Regions from separate parts of the Homo sapiens genome. Here region 1 is linked to region 2. The links are chromatin loops, found by intact Hi-C in ENCODE. Cell type or tissue: psoas muscle. All regions are shown on one strand.

Region 1 (2,500 bases), 150 kb before region 2:
GTATTCTTGTTTTACTTTTAGACTTAGTGAGAAACACTAAGGAATATATGGTCTAGCTCCTGAACTAGAAGTAAGATTATGAAGAATGAGGACTCATTTTTTTTTTTTTTTTCGAGACGGAGTTTCGCTCTGTCGCCCAGGCTGGAGCGTAGTGGTGCGATCTTGACTCACTGAAGTCTCCACTTCCTGGGCTCAAGCGATTCTTCTCCATCTACCTCCCGAGTAGCTGGGATTAATTACAGGCGCCCGCTACCACGCCCGGCTATTTTTTGTATTTTAAGTAGAGACTGGATTTCACCATGTTGGTCAAGCTGTTCTCGAACTCCTGACCTCAAGTGATCCAGCCACCTCAGCCTACCAAAGTGCTGAGATTACAGGCACAAGTCACCGCACCCAGCCAAGAATTAGGACTATTACTTTTATTTTATTTATTTATTTATTTTGAGACTGGGTCTCACTCTGCTGCCCAGGCTTGAGTGCAGTGGCGCGATCTCAGCTCACTGTAACCCTCACCTCCTAGGCTCAAGCTATCCTTCCACCTCTGCCTCCCAAGTAGCTGAGACTACAGGTACGCACCACCACATCTGGTTAATTTTTGTATTTTGTAGAGACGGGCTTTCGGCATGTTGCCCCAGCTAGTCTGGAACTACTGGGGTCATATAATCTGCCTGCTTTGGCTTCTCAAAGTGCTGGGATTACAGGCATAGCCACCGTGCCCAGTCTCAACATCTATAAAACGAACAGTGGTACCAAAAACCTAAGAAGTTAGGTTGGATCTAAAGATGAGGAGGATTCAATAAAAATATCAGAAAGACAGTATTAAGAAAATTGAATACACTCCTTGTCCTTTCATGGGAATCAGTGGCTTACGTTCTCTCAGCAAACACAGGAAGCCTTAACAGAAAGCAGGCAAAACAATCAAAAATACCCGAGAGAAGAATAAATATAGATTATGATCAGTGAATAACTGAGAAATAACCTGCCAAGCTAATTTCATACTCTAGTCTTTAGAGTTATGGATATTTGGAAACTTACAAGAAATATCCTGGTGGTAGTGGCCTCCGGATTGAGGTTGGGGTTGCAGGTGGCAAGAAGGTGGATTTGGGTCAAGAGCTGAACGTGCTGGGGATGGAAAGAAAATGATGAAGTGACATGTTACCACATTGTCATTTCAGGAATCCAGAGAGATCTTTTTTTTTTTTCTTCTTGGAGAAAGGATCTCTCTCTGTCACTCAGGCTGATGTGCAGTGATGCAATCATGGCTCCACGCCCTCTCAACTTCCTGTGCTCAAGCAATCCTCCCACCTCAGCCTCCTGAGTAGCTGGGACCACAGATGCATGGCACCATGCCTGGCTAATTTATTTTTATTTTTTGCAGAGACAGGGTCTCACTATGTTGCTCAGGTTGCTCTCGAACTCCCTGGCTCAAGCAATCCTCCCACCTCAGCCTCCCAAAGTGCTGGGATTACAGGTGTGAGCCACCGTAACCCAGCCCCCAGAGAGACAATAACCAAGATGTTTGCAACTTTATCACATATATTTTGCTTTCTGAAAGGAGTATGAAAATAACATAGGATCTTGGCATAAATCTCTCAGACATGTTCCCTTGAACAAAATGACAGAACCAGAGGAAGCTTAACCTCAATCCAGAGGGACTGAGGTTAGAAAAAGGAAAAACAAACCTACTTCTCACAGTGAAGGTTGTTAAATTTCAGAATAGATTACTAAGGACTCTTTGAAATCTATATTTCTGAATACCATTAGTGTCCTTGTGTGCTCTCTTCCTTGAGCCATAAGGCATGAACATGATGACTTCTCGAGCTCCTAATGATGTGAAGATACTATGGTTTTAGGAGGTGGTAAGGTAACTATCTCTGACTTTTACAAAGCTGTTAATTTCTGGCCTCAGAGTTAGGCCTTGGTATAATCCAGTATTAACAGCAGGGCGCAGTGGCTCACGCCTGTAATCCCAGCACTTTAGGAGGCCGAGGCGGGCGGATCACAAGGTCAGGAGTTCGAGACCAGCCTGGCCAATATGGTGAAACCCTGTCTCTACTAAAAATACAAAAATTAGCTGGGTGTGGTGGTGGATGCCTGTAATCCCAGCTACTTGGGAGGCTGAGGCAGGAGAAATGCTTGAGCCCAGAAAGCAGAGGTTGAAGTGAGCCGATATCGGGCCACTGCACTCCAGGCTGGGAGACAGAGCCAGACTCTGTCTCAAAAAAAAAAATCCAATGTTAACATGACCAAGAAAAGTCCTACCTGCTGCATCTGCTGCTGGAGTCTCTTCCTCTGTGCTGGGTCCAGAATCAGAGTCTGATGAACTTTCTCACTCTGGGGTTTAACCTTCTCTACTTCCTGCAGCTGTTTGGCTGAAGATTTCTTCATCTTCAGCTGTTCAAATAGCTCCTTCACTGTCCGATGTTGTTCATTTAACAGGTTGGCCAGTGGTTCCTCAAACCTATTCCCAACAGGGAGATGACTGAATTTGAGTGTTTCC
Region 2 (2,500 bases):
TGGGGTGACTGCAAAGAAATAACCAGGAATTCAAAGGAGAGAAAAATAAATAAAAGATGCAGAATTCTGCTTTCATTTTCCATGCTATTTTACATATCTACATTAATACATTCACTGTAGCTCAAATCTAGGCCTCTGAAAATCACAAAACAGAAACACAAAACATAAGTCTTTTAAGATATAACCACTATCATTACCACAAATATTTTATTAGTCTTTCTCTGAGTAATGGTACTTCTCGATATAAAAATGTTTAAAGTTCATAAAATTACTATAAAACGTATTAATATTGACATAGGTTTAAATGAAAATTATTTCAGACTTATCACAGCTCACTTTAAGATTTGCTTTTTTTTGGCCGGGCGTGGTGGTTCACGCCTGTAATCCCAGCACTTTGGGAGACCGAGACAGGCGGATCACGAGGTCAGGAGATCGAGACCATCCTGGCTAACACGGTGAAACCCCATCTCTACTAAAAATACAAAAAATTAGCCGGGCATGTTGGCGGGTGCCTATAGTCCCAGCTACTTGGGACGCTGAGGCAGGAGGCGACAGAATCTTGCTCTGTTGCCCAGGCTGGAGTGCAGTGGCGCGATCTCAGCTCACTGCAAGCTCCACCTCCTGGGTTCACGTCATTCTCCTGCCTCAGCCCCCGAGTTGCTGGCACTACAGGCGCCTGCCACCATGCCTGGCTAATTTTTTTGTTTTATTTTTAGTAGAAACGGGATTTCACTGTATTAGCCAGGATGGTCTCAATCTCCTGACCTGATTCATCCGCCTCGGCCCTGAAAGTGCTGGGATTACAGGCCAAGATTCACTTTTGTACAGACTTGTACAAAACCAAAGGACTTGAATACTAAAGAGATAATTCCGTCTCCTAATTCAATAATTTCTCTTTTTTTTTTTTTTTTTGAGATGGAGTCTTGCTCTGTTGCCCAGGCTGGAGTGCAATGGAGCAGTCTCAGCTCACTGCAACCTCCGCCTCCAGGGTTCAAGCAATTCTCCTACCTCAGCCTGCTGAATAGCTGGGATTATAGGTGCCTGCCACCACACCTGGCTAATTTTTATACTTTTAGGAGAGTCAGGGTTTCACCATGTTGGCCAGGGTAGTCTCGAACTCCTGACCTCAAGTGATCCGCCTGCCTCGGCCTCCCAAAGTGCTGGGATTACAGGTGTGAGCCACCGCACCTGGTTTTTTTTTTAAGACAGGGTCTCACTCAGTCACCCAGTCTGGAGTGCAGTGGTGCAAACACAGCTACCTGCAGCCTTAATCTCCTGGGCTCAAGCCATCCTCCTGCCTCAGCCTACTGAGCAGCTGGGATTAAGGTGTACACCATAACACCTGGCTAATTTTTTTTTTTTTTTGAGATGGAGTCTCGCTCTGTCACCCAGGCTGGAGTGCAGTGGCGCAATCTCAGCTCACTGCAAGCTCCACCTCCCGGGTTCACGCCATTCTCCTGCCTCAGCCTCCTGAGTAGCTGGGACTACAGGCGCCTGCCACCACACCCGGCTAATTTTTTTTGTTTTATTTTTAGTAGAGACGGGGTTTCACCTTGTTAGCCAGGATGGTCTCGATCTCCTGACCTCGTGATCCACCCGCCTCGGCCTCCCAAAGTGCTGGGATTACAGGTGTGAGCCACCGTGCCCGCCTAATTTTTAAAATTTTTTTGGAGAGATGGGGTTTTGCTATGTTGCCCAGGCTGGCCTCAAACTCCTGGGCTCAAGTGGTCCTACGCCTTGGCCTCCAGAAGTGTTGGGATTACAGGCATGAGCCACCGTGCCCCAATTCTACAATTTCTTTAACTAATTATAAAGTAATTACTCCTAGCATTTATCTAAATCCCTCATTACTATTAATTACACCCAGTTTTCTCTTGCTCCTTCTGAATCACTCCTGACTGTACCAACAAGTTGACAAGAATTCACATGTCCCCTGCCCTATCCATCCATACCTGATGTAAATATACATAGGTTCAAAAGCTTCTCGGCCAGATGCTGGCTCAATGCAGCCTGAACCTTTGCCCCGCAGGAAGACTTTGGCACCTGTTTCAATCTGAATGTGCTGCAAATAGGAGCAGCCTGGACCTTCCACCTTCTCCTTGACATTAAAAGTGGGTACAGCATGTTCTAGACCCACAAATAATTTATCTTGAACATAATGCATCTGTAGGAAGAACAGAATACTTCAGATTAAACAGAATATATAATTAAATCCTCAATCTTTGAAATAAGTCAATAAGAAATTATAGCAAAGACAGTCTCCTGTAAAACTGGGGTAGAGTGTTGGGTAGTACAGTCAGCCCTGTGATACTCTTCAGTGAAGGCTGCTCTCTCCAACCCTTTTTTCTAGGAGGAATGTATCAGCAAAGTCTTACTTCATCAGACTCAGCCTTCTTAGTCCTCCAGTTGTCATCAAGTTTACAAATACAAATTAAAACCACTAACTTCAAAATGTACAACATGTATACCTTCTGCTCTATCAATCTCCTTTCTAGAATAT

The links. A loop is a pair of places that touch in the nucleus more often than their neighbours do. Peaks named below come from ENCODE experiments on the same cell type or tissue, not always from the same donor. Only the 100,000 strongest peaks of a DNase experiment are listed, where the experiment ranks them.
Region 1: a loop joins it to region 2, with 2.2 times the contacts of the local background. A loop is called at or near these places in 3 of 110 quality-filtered maps.

Annotation. Positions count from the first base shown.
Region 1 is chr1:155,775,360-155,777,859 of GRCh38, forward strand. It overlaps GON4L (gon-4 like), which reads right to left. Exons shown (of 32, transcript NM_001282860.2): 15 at 2,263-2,461; 16 at 1,036-1,122. Among named protein-coding and RNA genes, the nearest start is that of GON4L, 81 kb to the right of the region's middle. In psoas muscle, no CTCF peak of the experiment used is centred here; a DNase peak (open chromatin) is centred at 1,282.
Region 2 is chr1:155,923,680-155,926,179 of GRCh38, forward strand. It overlaps KHDC4 (KH domain containing 4, pre-mRNA splicing factor), which reads right to left. Exons shown (of 14, transcript NM_014949.4): 7 at 1,953-2,164; 8 at 1-8. It also overlaps SCARNA4. Among named protein-coding and RNA genes, the nearest start is that of SNORA80E, 4.9 kb to the left of the region's middle. In psoas muscle, no CTCF peak of the experiment used is centred here; no DNase peak of the experiment used is centred here.